Regions from separate parts of the Homo sapiens genome. Here region 1 is linked to region 2. Evidence: chromatin loops called from intact Hi-C (ENCODE). Cell type or tissue: B cell. All regions are shown on one strand. Each heading gives the region's core, and the rest is flanking DNA. Links, peaks and the distances in the headings are about the cores only.

What was found. Hi-C counts contacts between places; a loop is a spot of excess contacts. Peaks named below come from ENCODE experiments on the same cell type or tissue, not always from the same donor. Only the 100,000 strongest peaks of a DNase experiment are listed, where the experiment ranks them.
Region 1: it touches region 2 in a loop (5-fold over the local background); 15 of 110 quality-filtered maps call a loop at or near these places.

The regions. Positions count from the first base shown.
Region 1 is chr1:192,541,514-192,549,859 of GRCh38, reverse strand. The region is part of intron 4 of LOC105371664 (a long non-coding RNA gene); the gene reads left to right. Among named protein-coding and RNA genes, the nearest start is that of RGS1, 30 kb to the left of the region's middle. RefSeq lists an enhancer at 4,651-4,710. In B cell, for the core only: a CTCF peak has its summit at 3,403; DNase peaks (open chromatin) are centred at 3,759 and 4,599; H3K4me3 peaks cover 744 bases; H3K27ac peaks cover 387 bases; H3K27me3 peaks cover 369 bases.
Region 2 is chr1:192,472,654-192,480,999 of GRCh38, reverse strand. No RefSeq gene overlaps it. Among named protein-coding and RNA genes, the nearest start is that of RGS1, 99 kb to the left of the region's middle. In B cell, for the core only: CTCF peaks have their summits at 3,171 (motif pointing left), 6,522 and 6,725 (motif pointing left); DNase peaks (open chromatin) are centred at 3,189 and 6,699; H3K27me3 peaks cover 1,379 bases.

The DNA of each region.
Region 1 (8,346 bases), core at 36-8,035, 69 kb before region 2:
TTCATCATCTATTCAATTTAGGGCATTTGGTTAGTACATTATGCACACTATTGAAAGCAATGCAGAATTATTATTGTTTTTACTGTTTACCTAGTAGAGAAAGTGCCGCATGCTAATTGCAAAATTATGTTTAAGACACAGCAGAATAAAATTGGTGCTATTAGACCAGTACAGAAAAGTGATATAACATTGAAAAGATGCAGAACTCACAATAGCAGTGTCAAGTTTAATTCCCAGAGGCTACCTTGCTTCCAGTATTCACCGACACAAAATTGTCTGGTGGGTCTTTCATTATAGATGGAATTAAATGAGAGTAGTATTAGTACATTCTTTCATCTACTATTGTAGTTTAAATAAAAACGCTTTCAGTTAGCATATAAAAAACTGTCCTTTGGAAAGCCTGAAGTAGTATACCTGTAATCTGTAGGAGGAAATGAAATTCAAGTTCAATTAGGGGGTGACTTTTAAAAACTTTCTATTTTGATATAATTTTAGACTTATGGAAACCTTGAAAGGATAGTACAGAACTTTTGAATAACTTTCACTCACTCCCCTTAATTTTGGCATCTTCTATAATGATTTTTATAATTAGTGAAACTAGGAAATTAACATTAGTTAATACTATTAACTGAACTACAGACTTTACTCAAACTTCCTCAGTTTTTCTACTAGGGTTCTTTTCTGGCTTACCCTTCAGATTGGCAAAATACTGAAGATATCTGATAGACCAAATGTTGATAAGGATGTCCAATTGGAATGCTCACACATTGGTATCAACACTAAGGCAAATAATTTAGTAATATTTAGAACTACACTGTTCAATAGGGTAGACACTAGCCACATGTGGCTATGGAGCACTTGAAATGTGTTGAACTATGAGCTGGGCATGGTGGCTCACACCTGTAATCCCAGCACTTTGGGAGGCTGAGGCGGGTGGATTGCCTGAGGTTAGGAGTTCGAGACCAGCCTGGCCAACATAGTGAGACCCTGTCTCTACTAAAAATACAAAAAATTAGCTGGGTATGGTGGCAGGCATCTGTAATCCCAGCTACTACTACTAGGGAGGCTGAGGCAGGAGAATCACTTGAAGCCAGGAGGCGGAGGTTGCAGTGAGCCAAGATCATGCCATTGCACTCCAGCCTGGGCAACAAGAGCAAAACTCTGTCTCAACAAACAACAACAACAACAACAACAACAAAGAAATGTATTGAACTAAGCTGGGCTATAAGTATAAAATACACATTAATTTTCAAAGAATTAATACAAAAATGTAAGCTATCACATTGATAATTTTTATTTTGGTTATATTTTGAAATAATATTTTGAATATATTGTATTAAATAAAATTTATTAAACGTGTATAATATATTTTTTTAACATGGGAACTAGAGAATTTAAAATTATATTTGGAGATCACATTATATTTCTATTAGACAGCACTGGCTGTCTTGAATGTAGAAAGAATATTTACCCTGAGACTCAGATACATTATGTTAGATGCACCCTGGAGAAATTCTCATACTTTTGCATGAGGAAACATATGCAAGACTTTCATTTTATTCATTTTTCTAATAATAAGAAATTAGAGAAAACTGACATGTTTATCAATAGAGGAATGCATTATAATCCATTTATAGAATTAAAAAACTAGTAGTAAAAACTAGTATAAATTTAATGATCAACTTAGGTAATCACTGCAAACAAAATGATTAAGAAAGTCAAACTGCACAAGGTTAAGAAAACATATCATTTTAATGTGAATCTTAACAATTAAAAATATCATTAATTATTATAGATATAGACATAAAGGATTAATATAAAAACATGAATGGGAGTTGAAGTTGATTGCGTTTTTGGCCCTAATTTTTTACCCCCTACTGTATTCATCCCCTTTGACTTGTAACTTATATGCCCTCTCATTACATGTGGGCTGCCTCTTTCCCCCTCTTGACTTTGGATTTGGCCATGTGACTTGCTTTGGCCAAAAGCATGAGATGGAAGTGGTAGTGTGACAGTTTTGAGCCTAGGCCTCAATAGACTGGTATTTCTCCTTGCTTTTTTGTGCCTCTGCGTTGTTAGGAAAAAAGAACATACCTAGGCTAGTCGTAAGGGAAGATACATGGAACAGAGTGAAATGGCCCCAGCCAAGCCAAAACTTAACTGGCTGTCTTCCAACTAGCCCTCATATGCATGAATGGGCTCTGATGAGATCTGCAGATCTTTCATTCAGATCCATGAAAATAAAAGATTATAGTTTTAAACCACTGAGTTATGGGTAGTTTGTTATACAGCATGTTTCATAGCAATAGCTGATAGGTGAGATGGTATAATATTTCTGTCTGGGATGGAGGAAAGTAGATGTTGTATATCCAAATATTTTTTATTTTAAAATTGTCATATAAATATGAAAAAAATGAACATTTATTGAATTTGGATAATAAATATTATTTTGTTATAATTCAAGTTTTTTTATGTTTGAAAATGCAGTTTTTAAAAGATAAAATATTTTAAAAAGTAAAACTAGAGTTCTAATTGCCCACTTTTCTATTTATTTCATTTATGATTTCATGCCAATATTAATTTTCTGATTTTTTGGTTCATGTTCATTACTGGCTTGCTTAAGATAACTGTGGTTCATGCTTTATGTACAATCACCTCTTCTAGTTTAGCTTATGTCCCATAGTTTTTTTTTTAATAAAATACTCATTAATGTTTGCATTAAAATAAAATGGAATGGATTTGGTGAACCTTTAATTTGTATTTCCAGTTTCTGTCATGATCTTATCTATTATAGTGTGAATCACATAGCAGTAAACAGACTTCTAATTTCAACACCTGGTTAAATCTGATAAGTGATGAGTGATAACTCGGCTCTCTTTTTCCTATGTTTTTTAGAAGTAATGAGACATACACAGCTAGAGACGGCTCAATTCTCTGCTTGTGGATAAGAGGAGCATTTGAAGCTTTTTGTCCCAACTAGTGTCTTTTTTCACCAGCCATTTGTGCTGTGCTTATGGTGGTATTGTGATATGTGAGATAAAAAGAGCTGAACAAACTTATGTTGGTGGAGTCATGGGGAAATGCGGGAAATGAAAAGTCAATTGCACACGAAGCATTGCCAGGAAATAGAAATTGAGCACTCCTGCCAAAGAATGTGTATAAGGCAATCTGAATATTCTTGCAAAAGTATTTTTTTAAATTTATCGTACACCGTTATTATATATCTATTCGTTTATTTTTTTTAAAATTTGGCAACAAAACCCTTTCCACAGCAATAAGCTAAAAAAGTTTATGTTTAATTAAAAATAAAGTACATATTTCTGTTACTCAAGGAAATTAATGATAGGCATGAATTTGCACAGAACATTTCTCAACATTTTCCATCCACTATGGGGTGTGTAGTACTGTCACTGACCACATGAAAAAGAGAAGACACAAATGTACCAAAGAAGTACCAGCATCTACTTCAAAAGTGAGTCATTATTTTATGAAGACTGCAGAGATTAGGTACATCAGTATTTCATGCATTAATGAAAGTCTCTGTGATATTAGTTAAATGGAGCCTGGAAACCATAAACTGCTAAGACCCATTAGAAGCCACCTTAACATGTTGAAATCATGTTTCGTACTTAATGGTGGGTGGTTTCAAGTTCCCTAATGCATGCAGTTACCCAGTATTCTGAGTCCTCAGGCAATCCTCACACACAGGTCCTTCCTCAGCCTGCATCTGCTCCTTCCTGCCTTGGATACCATCTCAGCTCATGATTTTGATACAAACCTCAGATATGACTTTCAATAGGGATTGCATCCAGAAAGGCATTCAGCTTATTCCATCTTCTATGCCCTCTTATTTTTGACTATCGTACAATATTTTTGTGCATTTATGCTTTCTTCAGATCGCCTTTACTTTAAAAAGAGGAAGTAGTAAGAGTGAAGTTGTTAGTATTCTCAGTGAAATATTCTTTAAAAGTGGGGATAATCCCATCAGCTATTTTAGCTAAATTTCTTGGAATAGCCAATATTGGGATTATAATGGTAATTATTTGGAAAAATAGTATTAAGTTTTATAATACTATTTTTCCAAATAATTACCATTATAATCCCAATATTGTAGCCAAAAATATTAATGTCCCTCAAAGAATTCACATATTTTGATACAGATTCTGTTTTTTAATGTTTGTGCTATTTCTATGAGGTTACAAGTTGAAAAAATTACCATTTTATTTTAAAGGTGGGGAAATTTTCCAAGCTTCTCTAGGAGTGAATGCAGTGGAGATTAAATGAGACTACTCATTCACAATCTATAGCTCTTGATTCCAGGTTGTTTGCATTTTTCATTCACAGTCTATAGCTCCTGATTCCAAGCTGTTTGCACTTCCTCATTAAAAATGATTAGGAATGATGAGAAAAATGGTAATAAGTTTACTGTTGCTGGAAATTTTCAAGTTGTCCATGGAGGTACTTTCTTTTTAGGAAGGAACATACAGTGTATCACAGTTCTTGCATGAACCCCTTTAGAGGAAAAAAAAAGTTCAAAGGGGATGTCCAGAGGCGATCGCTCTGGGACTACAGTGAATTGATACTTAGTCAACAGGGGAATTTCTCAAGCTTTCTTAAAGCTTAACCCACAACCACACCTGTCAGCAGTTTCTTCCAAGTGAGAAACATTTACAAGTATATTACGCTTAAAATGTGAAGAATCTTCGAGTCCCTCTTAAACAACTGTTTTTATCCCTTCAAGAGAACTGAATCTAAATAATGGGACTCTGCATGTTTGGCAAATTACTCATTTCCTGAAAATGCAAAACCTAAGTAACAGAAATGAGGATAGCAACACGCTGTGCAGTATAAGTGTGTTTCAAAGGATTCAAGCTCCTCTGAAATATTTCTGTTTAATCGAAGGCCAAAGAGAGTAGAACTCTTACAGTCTTTCTCTACTCCAGGCAATTTCTCTTTTAAAGCATCAGTTGGAATTTCCTTTTTTCATCAATTGACAAAAGCAATTCTTTTTTTTTTTTTTTTTTGAGATGAAGTCTTGCTCTGTCACCCAGGCTGGAGTGCAATGGTGCGATTTAGGCTCACTGCACCCTCTGCCTCCCGGGTTCAAGCGATTCTCCTGCCTCAGCCTCCCGAGTAGCTGGGATTACAGGCACCTGCCATCATGCCCAGCTAATTTTTGCATTTTTATAGAGATGGGGTTTCACCATGTTGGCCAGGCTGGTCTTGAACACCTGACCTCAGGTGATCCACCCACCTCTGCCTTCCAAAGTGATGGGATTACAGGTGTGAGCCACTGTGCCCAGCCAAAGAACGATTCTATTAATGTTAATTTATTTTGTAGTTTATAGTTCCTACACTAAATTGTAGTTTCTGCAGATGAATTTTGGAGTCATGTTGTTTATTAGTGTTTACTTTGAAACTATATGTGGACTAGAAAGTTCTAATATTTATGGGATTGGTTCATAATACTGAGTAGTACTTGAAGTATTTAGTCTGTCAGACTTTAGGTAAAATCACAGGTTAAATATTCTGGAGAGAGAACACTATCTCTCCATTAAAAGATATATAGAAAATGTGGTTTCATAATAAATCATTATGATATTTAATGATCTATATTGTTTAAAATGAACCAATGTTATATTTTTATAGAAATAAAAAATTATTCTTATAATCTAATTGGCTATCAGTTGACCTACAAAAGTTGAAGAAAAAGAGCAGAAAGAATAAGTCTCTCTTGTCTAAGATAAAGCCAGACATTACAGCAGTGAAAACAGATTTTCTTCAGAAACGACTGACAACAGGAGAAAGAACTGATCCCAGTGCTTTAGGAGGCCGAGGCAGGAGGATTGCTTGAGGCCAGGAGTTTGAGCTCAACCTGGGCAACATAGCAAGATCCTGTCTCTAAAAAAGTTAAAAAAAAAAAAAAAAAGAAGAAGAAAGAGCTGAACTCCATTCTGATTTGTGCAGAAGTGACTGAGTGCTTTAAAGGGAAAATGAGGGAGTAGGGACAGGGAGCGAGTGAAGTCGTAGGAGCTGCATATATATCTCCAAAGGGAAAGAGACAGGATTCACAATTATAATCCTTTTTTAATAAGTGCACTGAGAAGGAAATATCAGGGGCCTATCATCAGGTATTAGCCAGAACAAACAGGAAATGCTTTTGACACCCATGAGCTTTTGAAGGCAGAAATTCATGAGATGGTTGGGTCATACCAGGGGTGTGAACTTAGGCCGCTTAGAAACCATACTAGCTACTGTGGGTCAGGTCTCTCAGTGCAGGGATTGAAATTAAGTTGTTATATGCCGAGACTTCTTTTTCTCTCTTTTCTCTCCTCTCCTTCCCTTTGTTCCCTCTTATTTTGTCAGGATGCACTAACGGAAACAGAAATTACCACTATAGGTATTTTAAGCAAGAAGGATTTTAAAAATACGGGACATGATGTACTTAAACAATTATTGAAATGTTAAAGGAGAGGATAGTAGGCTGGGTGTTCAGGACTGACCCCAGATTGACTCCACTAGGAAGCTACTGCCTCTGAGGTCTTCACTAAAGCTGTAAGTTTAGGAACAATTCCTGGAGCTGCTATGCAGTCGTTAGAATGCTGGAATTAAGAAGTGGGGCACTGCTACCATTGCAACTGCCTTCCAACACTAATAACACCCGAAAGTGGATTCTCATAGCTACAAGCTAGGTATTGACTCTTGACACCCAAGAACCTGTGGAATAGGTGCCGGCAGTTTACTCTAGAAACACCTTATGTTTCCACAACTTTACATGCAAACAGAAATAAGAAGATAGCTTTGACCTTGCTGCTTGCTTCCAAATCTTCTAATAAACAGAAACTAACTTGCATCAGAATACTAGCTACTCAAGTATCTTCATGTCTTTTCATTTTCCTCCCCTCCTTTTCTCTCTTCATCTTTTAAATGTATGAATACATGCTTGTTCCATGAAAAGTGCTAAACATTGCTGAGCTTTAAAAATTATACATGAAATAGGTGAACTCCATGCTTTTATGTAGTCACAGTCTACACAGGGGAAAAAAGAGGATTTACTTGTTGTAAATAAATAAAGTTAAGTGCTGTACTAAAACTGTGCATGCAGGGTTTTGGAAGCATGAAAGAATTTATCTCTAGAAGGAATCAGAAAAGTGGTCATAAACATGGCCCTTATATTGTCTATGAAAAGATGAATATGAGGTTGTCCAATAAGGAGTGTGTTGGGGGCATCCTCTTAGATAGAGGACACAGTCTATTTGAAAATACAGGTTTAAGAAAGTTTGGTGGGCTATGACTGGGTGCAGTGGCTCACTCCTGTAATCCCAGTGCCTTGGGAGGCTGAGACAGGAGGATCACATGAAGCCAGGAGTTCAAGACCAACCTGCTCAATGTAGCAAGACCCTACTTCTAAAACAATTTTTTAAAAATTAGCTGGGCATGGTGGCATGCGCCTATAATCCTAGCTACTTGGGAAGCTGAGGCGGGAGGATTGCTTGGGCCCAGGAGTTCCAGGTTACAGCGAACCCTATGCCACCGCACTGCAGTAGCCTGGACAAATAGAGTGAGACCCTATCACAAGAAAAATAAAAAATAAAGAATAAAAAAAAGTTTGGTGAGCTAAAGGAATAGCAAAATGTTCAATACAGTTCTATTATAAGGATAAGTCGCTCCAATTCTAGAAAATAGTGGAATATAAGAACTTACCTCTAAGTATAAGGCCGTGACCCCTGAAAGAACAATAATAGCTAAATAAATTGCTACTTTGTCTTTCTCCAACATTGCTTTATTGTTTGCTATAGGAATTAGATCTAGGCCAATGAGAGTCAATATCTGCTTTCTTGATAAACATTTTCCCTCTAAGCTTCCAACTCCGTATTTATTTATTAAGCTTAAAGTAACACAGAATGTCTTCATTATTATGCAAATAAATATTTCATTTTTGGATTTATTTAACAAATATCATGTGCCAGTTTTGTCCTGGGAATAGTACTTAGTACATAAGAAAAGCTGATGACTGTGTCTATGACAAGGAATCTTTAGTGAGGAAACAGACATGTAGACAACTTCAATATAAATCAGATAACTGGTTTGAAGGAGTAATGTACAGAATGCTATAGGAACTCAGAAAACAGCTTTCCTATGTCACCTAGAGACAGCAGGGGCCTCATGGAGGAAGCAGCATTTAAGCTGAGAAGCAAAGCCTGAGTAGGAATATTCTAGACAGTTTAATATGTGAGAGTGGAAGGATATTCTAGGAAAAGGAAATAACATTTCATATAACAACTGTTCTCAGTGAGGAGAACATGGGAACGAGATTAGACAGGAACATAGGACCAGTTGGCCACT
Region 2 (8,346 bases), core at 37-8,036:
CACATGCACACACACACACACACACACACACACACACACACATATATATATATATTTAGAACCCTGACCATTCCTAAATTAGAACACAGAGAAAGATAAATAATACTTACAGTTGTGAGGAGAAACTTCATAGACCGCATAAGTTTTCAGAAGCAGACTAACTGATGGGTCAAGTGTATTCTGTTGACTGCAGAGGAAGGGCTAGACCAGATGTAGCCCTGCCATGGAGAGTCCCAAAGCTAGATTGGTAGTGAAATGGGAGAGTTCCCTGATCCCCCTCATAGTACTTGCAACACGGGTGTGGCTCGCCTGTTCCATTGCCACCACTGTTCACTGCTTAAACCCCTGACAAGACGGGGAGCATGCAGATGGGCATGTGTAGGAGCCGGGGTGAGTGCTTTGGGCTCCAGTCCCGTGGGTGGGTGCCTCCAGCTATTTTTGCCTTGCCATCTGCAGATGGCTTAAGTGTTACCAGCTCAATGGTCCCTCTGCCTTTACAGAAGGGCAGAGGGCCAATGTGACAGCTTTCTGTATCCCAAGCTTTTGCCCAGCATCCCAGGAGAATTGAGCCTTCCCAAGCCATGAATGTGGGGTTTTATTGAGTGGTGGAGGTGGCTCTCAGCAGGATGGATGGGGAGCTAGAAGGGGGATGGAGTGGAAAAATGACCTGACCTGGGAGTTTGGCCATCCAGCAGCTGAGCTCCTCTTCCACCATCCCCAGCCAAACTCCTCTCAGTGTTCAGAAATTCCTTCTCTTTGTTTTCTCTGCTGTGCTGTTCCACTGTTTGTGTTTTTATCTCCTTGTCTCTTTGTCTGCTTGTCTGCTTCTGGAGCCTGGGGTTCGGAGTTTTTGTGGGTACAGGATAGAGGGGCATGGGGGGCCAAAAGGCAGCTTTTTGGGTACAAAGACAGAAATGACTGTTCCCACTTAGGGCTGTGGGTCTCCAGGCTTAAGGGTGAAGCCTTTGCTGGGGAACTGCCCTCTTTTACTCAGTATTTCCCTATCTCCTGTCCATATCAGTAGCAAGTGCATCAAACGTGTTTTGAGGTGAAACATTACACACCAAGGAAGAGAAGAGATATGGAAGACTAGAAAAGGCACAGTCTAAGGATATAGAAGGATGATTTTAATCTATATAATATTGAAAAATTACTAAATAATTTAATTTCAGAATGAAGATGCTGGGACTTCAGGTGGAATAATTATAATTTATTATTTTCAACTCAGTTTTTATACTTATGTGTACCAATTATATAACTGATCTGTCCTGCTTCACCAACAACTTCTACAAAACAAGGTTATATTTATCAAGATATGCTGTATAAACACATTAATATCAGACAAAATAGACTATAAGGCAATACATATCACTAGAGATTAAGTAGACTACTTCATAATTACAAGAAGTTTAGTTTAGCAAGTGGCAATATAAATTCTAATTTGGAATGGACAAACTATATGACATATATATGTATAAAAATGAGCAGAACTAGATTGAGAAATAATTAAATACACAGTGATATGGGAAGATTTCAAAGCAGCTTCCCCTAATGGTAATACAAACTTTGAAACTGCAAAATTCATATCCCTCTATCACACATAAACCATCTATAAATTTCAGTGCATTTAAAATAACAGTGTGTTCTCTGACCACAGTAAAAATAAAGTAAACCAGACCACAAAAAAGAAAACCAAACTGGAAACAGCCTGTATACTTGAAAATTAAAAAATGTGTTTATATAAAAACTATGAGAGAAGAAATCACAATGAAAATTAGGAATATCATGAAATACATAATAAAAGTACAACATGTAGAATTTGTGGGACTGTATTAAAGATGAGTTCAAAGAGAAATTTAAATTGAAAATCCTATATGTCTATATTTTACAGGAAAGTCTAAAAATCAATCAACTAAACCTCCATTTCATGGTGTTGAATGTAGGAAAAAAAAGAGCAAATTCAATCCAAAGGCTATAATAGAAACAAAAACAACATGGCAGAAAAAAAGGAGTAGAACAAACACATAAACAAAGGCATCATCAAAGTTGCTAAATTTAAAATATTAATAAAATTGATAAAACCTTTAACAAATATTATGTATAATTATAAATAAGTTCTCCATCTGTTTCAATAAAAAGGCTAGGAGACTACTGTCATTAATTTAATTCTTCATATACTGGAGGATATGTAGCAATGCAGTAGGAAGAAGAAATAAAAATAAAAATATAGCAAAGTAAGAAAATTGATATTATTTGCAGAACAGAGGATCATATATATGGAAAATTCAAGAGATTCTACACATAGTTAATATCAATTAATAAAAGAATTTAGCAAGTTAGATAACTTCAGCCATGTACAGAAATTGTATTTATATGTAACAGTAACAGAGTTAGAAATTAAAATTAGGATATTATTTAAAATAGTATAAAAATATTTACACACCTAACTCTAAATATGTTCAAGAACTCTGCATAGAAAAGTGTAAAATATCATTTAAAAGAATTAAAATAAGACTCAAATAAACAAAGAAACAGAAGGACGTACTACATTCATAGGTTGTAAGACCCAATATTGTAAAGAGGGCAGTTCTATGAAAATCATTTATTACCATTCAATCAAGATTCCAACATGTTCTTACTGTTTTGGGAATATTGCTCGTTAGGTTGTGTCCATATATGTGCATGTGTGTGTGTGTAAATAAAAAGTCTTCATTTCAAAGTCTGGAATCAATTATTTTACAAGTTTCAAACATTTTTCTAGCATCTTGAAAGTTTGTCGGCCCAAAGCACTGTGCCTACAACAACTAATAGGTAAAATGACCCATTTGGAGTTTGGGTCTTTGTATTCCCAGATTCATGATCCTCTTACTATGCTACCTTCTCTCTCTGTTCTAATGAATATATATCATTTAATTATCTTGTTAATTTTAAAAATTAATGTATGTGTTGTTGAATGATTTTACTTTAAAATTTACATAAGTATGAGGTAGAAAATTGTGCTTACTAATTTTATATAACAATGAAGTTAAAATAAACTTATAAACTTTTAACTGATATTTGTGTCCTTACATAGTAAGTATCTTTGTTCTTCTATTTTCATGTTTGAAAAATAACGGTTTCTACCCATATTCAGAAAGCTCATTAAGAATTTACTGCTTTAGCTGGTACTGATTATTCACTGTATTTGTCTGCCCTCTAGTGATTGCAGAATAAAGTCTAAGGAAAAATTACCAGAGGTAAGAGTCAGTCGATTAGTTTTGCAGAAACTCTCATTATTTAAGTTTAACCTGGCTTCTTGTATAACACATTTCTAAATCATTTAGAAATCTACTACATGTCAATAACATAGACATTGGCATACAACAGTTTGATGCTGTTATAGTGTTATACTATGTGTGGATTAAGCTAAACGACTAATAAAATAATTTATATGTTGAAAAAATGAAAATGAATAAAAGGAATATATAATTATACACAAAATTTACTGGGCACCTACTCTCTGTGCTAAGCTCTTTTCATACATTATGTTATTTTATCTGTACAGCAGTTCCTTAAGAAGTCCCTGTTTTATAGATAAGAAAATTCAGGCTTAGTGCGGTTAAGCAACTTGATTAAGGTCAAATACCAGATAATAATAATAATATTAATAGCTATATTTATCAAGCATTTTTTAGTGCCACAGAAAGGTGCTCTGTTAAGCACTTTGTATGTCTATATTAGTCATTGCTCAGAATAGGAAACAAACCACTCTAGAGACTGAAAACAGAAGTGGGTTAATACTGCAAGTGAGATCCTGACAATCAGTGGGAGGGCCAGAGAAGTCGGTTTTTGAGTGGATATTGTGGGATGACTGCCAAAACAATGTGCAACTGACTCATTAGGAGTGCCCGCTCTGAGGTCATTACTGCAGTGATGTCACAAATCTCAAAACACTGAAAAGTCTGAAATACGCATGCAAACTCCGTTGCACAGAAACCTGTTCCTACCACGTTGCTAGCCAGCAGGAACAGCCAAGCGTTCGCGTCCAACTTCTCCCTCTGGTTGGCAGACACAATTCACACCCAGAGCCCTTGCTGCCAAGGAGTCTGCTAAATGTAGCGTTTATCTCCTCAGCTCCTATGTACAAAAAAGGAACATGGAAACGGGTGGGGTTGGCTGCTGGGAGCCAGTCAACCACACCCAGCATAACGCGTTATCCAATTTAGTCCTCATAGAGATTCATAGGATTGTTTCTCCATTTCATAGAGGAAGAAATAGATGCACCGGCAAGTTAAATAATCTGCTAAATAAACAGGATAGGAACCTATGTCTCTCTTATTCCAAAGTGCAGCACATCTCACTATCTCAATATGACACTATGTTATCATTAATTCATTAATTCTATGTTAGTGTTGAACATCTCTCCCTCAACCCCAACCAACACGCACACACACATTTTTTTTTTTCACATGCTTCTTATCAGGATACAACCTAGATTCCAAGAAAAGTGAATTGAAGGTGCTGCTCTCCAGTTGTCTCCTGAGTGAGCTGTCCTCCTAGGCTTGGGATAAAAATATGCAGAATCAATGTACAGCCCTCCTGCATCTCATATTCTTGCGGGAATAATAAATATATTCTCTAATACATGTGATTTGGCCTGAAAAAGGGAGCTAATGGCATTGCTGGCACTGGAATGTGACTGTAGCCAGCATACTTGGAGAAATCAAGGTGTGTGATCTCCTCAGAGCAGAGAAACATCATGTAGTGGTAAGGAAAGATGCCAAAACAGTAGATGCTATTCTTGTCTGTGCAGCTTGACTCACATAGCACCCCTCCCAACAGGCACATGCCACTGGCCCTCCATGACACCTGCTCACCAGACACTGTCCTTCCACTTCAGAAGGATACCGGATCCTCATCAGGCCGTCTGACTTCTTACCTTGGGAATGAGAACCTTGACAGAGGAAGCCTCAGAACTGAAGGTAGTCAGATAGAAAAATTTAGATGGCAGTCCTTGGGGCAGTCATATGCTTTAAGGAAATGCCACGATGCCTGCAGAGATTCCCAGAGGTGCCCTGGTTCTTGCCTTTTCTGAGATGCAATTGTTCACAACATTTTCCATCTTGAAACTGAAGCTTCGTTATCTGGGGTAAATACCAGCAGTTCATTGTCTCACACCAAGAAAATTTGGGACATAGACACACATGAGGATTTTAGGAGCGAAGGTTTAATAGACGGAAGAAAGAAAGAACAGTTCTTTTTCTAGTGAGAGAGAGAGGGGCTTCCGAGGGGAAAAGGCCAAACCGTGGCAGTTTGCTGGATTTATAGGCAGGCTTGAGGAGGAGGTGTCTGATGTACGTAGGGCCCAAAGATTGGTTTGATCAGGTGTGACATTTATGAAGTGGGCAGGGAAGGCTGGTCACCCAGCCCTAACCTTGTTATGCAAATGTCCTTTCCATTTTGACCAGCGCCATCTTGGCTGCTCCTTACTGTACATTGGCTGGCAAAAAAGAAGAGAAGATGAAGCCGCCATTTTGAACACGAATGGCACAACTGCTGGCATCTATGCCTGCAGCTCGAATTCACAGGCTGATTTTTGTTAGAAAAGAAAATGATTTGGGGCTGCTTTTCATTAAAAGCAAAACCTTACCAAAGACTCCAGTACCCTCACTATTTGCCTAAGTGATTTCTTAACTCCTATATCAGAACCACTCTTGATTCTTCCTAGAAAACGTCTCTTCTTGTTTAAGTTAGAGCCAGTTTTTAGTACCTGTTAGCAAAGGTGGGAGACCATGCTGGTAAAGGAGGTAAAGAGATGAAGTGGTTACTTTTTTTTCCTGATGGTTCGCAGATGTGCTTTTCTGAGGAGTCCAATGAAAGACAGGCTATTTTATCATTATGCTTTTGAAGAGCTCACCCTCGCAGTTGGAATAACATGAAAATTGTCCAGGTATCACAATCTACTTTTTAATATTTTCTAGCTGCCTATGACAAAATTTAGGCCAGTTTCCTTCTCTGTGCCACCACAGCTGAGCATATTACTCTAGAAAGCGAATGTGAGCAACGCAGAGCTGCTTAAAATGAGGTGGTGAAGGTGGAAATGGGGATATAATTCTTTCCTTTACAGGGAGCTGGAACAACAAAAAGCAACCAGGAATCTAGGAAGAATAAGAACCCAGGAATGGAGTAAATACTTTTTTACTTTGTGCTCAGATTCTGTGGGTAAGCAGAAGGAGTTGTATGGATTTTTTATTATTATTATTATTATTATTATTTACATGGCTGGTTGGAAACATTGGCCCTGTCCCTTGTTCTCATCCAAGTTATGTATCAGAAGCACCTGGGAAGCTTTTTTAAAAAAACTCTTACACTGATGTTACGTCTTTGATGGTTGTGATTTAGTGCATCTGAGTGGATCAGAGTGGCGCTCAAAAAGGCATATTTTGATAATTCTTCCACATGATTCTAGTATTCACCCTAGTTGTTGATCATTAGCCTAAAATGGATACTGCTGTGTTCTCTTCATGAGCGAGCAGACAGAAGACAGAGTTGTGATAAGAAAGTTGAAAAAGATAATGCCATAAGTGAGTAATGTTGATATCTTGAATTAGTAGTAGCTGATTTGAATTTTAGGAATTTGAGATTTAAGTGTCAGAATCAGGGATATAATATTAGGGAAAGTGATTTTTGCCTCTCTGAAAGGAAGCTGGCTTTTTTTTTCCGGAGCGTTTATAAAGGAGCTAAAGTGCCCTCAAGTGGCCAATCTCTCAATTACATCTTAGTGAAAAAATTTTCTGTGAAAAAGATGAGCAGAGAAGAAAAATAACCTTGGAACCCAGGATTTTTAATTTCAGATATTGGTAGTTGTGGCCTGAGAAGGAAATATGGATACAGTGAGGTGTGACTGTTGTCTGAAATAACCTGCAAAAATTGGTGGTGAATTTTTTTCCATACCCATACTTCCCGTGTGCTAGGGATATATATCACCTTAGAAGATCCACATTTTACTTTTAACTAGGTTTCTTATTGTAATCTAGACTATATTGTTACATAGACTCACCTCCTTAGATTTACTTGCCATCAAAATGCACAAGGATTAGATCTTCTGGGTTGATATTGAAAAATAAGGGTCTTTATTTGTTTATAATGAAGATTATTCATTAATTTATCCAACAAGTACTAATTCAGCAGGTTTTTTTGTGCTAGTACAGCTCTGGGCATTTGGGTAACACTGGTCAACTAGACCACAAGTACCTGTGACCTCAGTGATATGTATGGGGTGTATGTGGAGCATGTTTAGAGAGAAAACAATGCCCAATTACTGCCCAGCCTAACTCATCATCACTCCTCAATAATAAGCAAAATCAATATATATCGTTTTAAATGTTTTGAAGGAAATAAAACTTGGAGAATATAGAATCTGATGTGTGTGCTGGCAACTTTAGGTAGGACTGACACAGACTGAGGTGGCTTGAGTTGACATATGAAAGAAGAAAGGTAGACTGTAGGAAAAATAGGGGAAAGAGCAATTCAGGTAGAGGAAAAAATCAGGGACAAAGATTCTGAGGAGAAAAAGAACTGATCATGTTTACAAGAAGAGAAAAGAAACCAGAAATGCCAAGCACAGAGAAATGGGGCAAATGGATCAAGCTGAGGTAGACGAGAAGAGGAAAGAAACCAGAAATGCCAAGCACAGAGAAATGGGGCAAATGGATCAAGCTGAGGTAGACACAAAGAAGAACCTGCCCATTGTGTTTTATTCCAAGTTCTTTAGGAAGCCATTGAAGGCTTTTAAGCAATGAGGTATGAAATGAGTCAATCAATCAGATAACATTTTTTTAAAAGTCACTCATATACTGAGGGCAGTGTTGATTGGGGTGAAACAAGAAAATAAACAAAGAGATCAGTTAGAAGGATATTGCACTAGTCCAGGCAAGACTAGATGCCAGCTTGAACTAGAATGGTAGAAATGGGGATGTCAAGAAATGGATATTTATCCAATATAAATATTTGAAGAAATGGATATTTGAGAATTGGTTATGTATCCAAGATAATATTTGAGGGAAAAATTGACAGGTCTTGTTCATGAATTAAATCTAAGGGATAAGGGAAAGAGGGAATGATGATGACTGCAGTATTTAGGTAGAGCGTGGTGCTGTTTATTGCTATAGGTAAAACAGAAACAGATGAGGTGGGAAAGTGAGAGTTCCCTTTTGGACTTGTTACTTTTAAGATGCATGCAGTGTATACACTAAAATGTCAACAGACAGCTAGCTCTAAGAATTTAGAGCTCAGAACCGATGAAGAACTAGAGCTATACATTTGGCAATCAAAATCTATTCATATCATGTTATTTAACGCTATGGA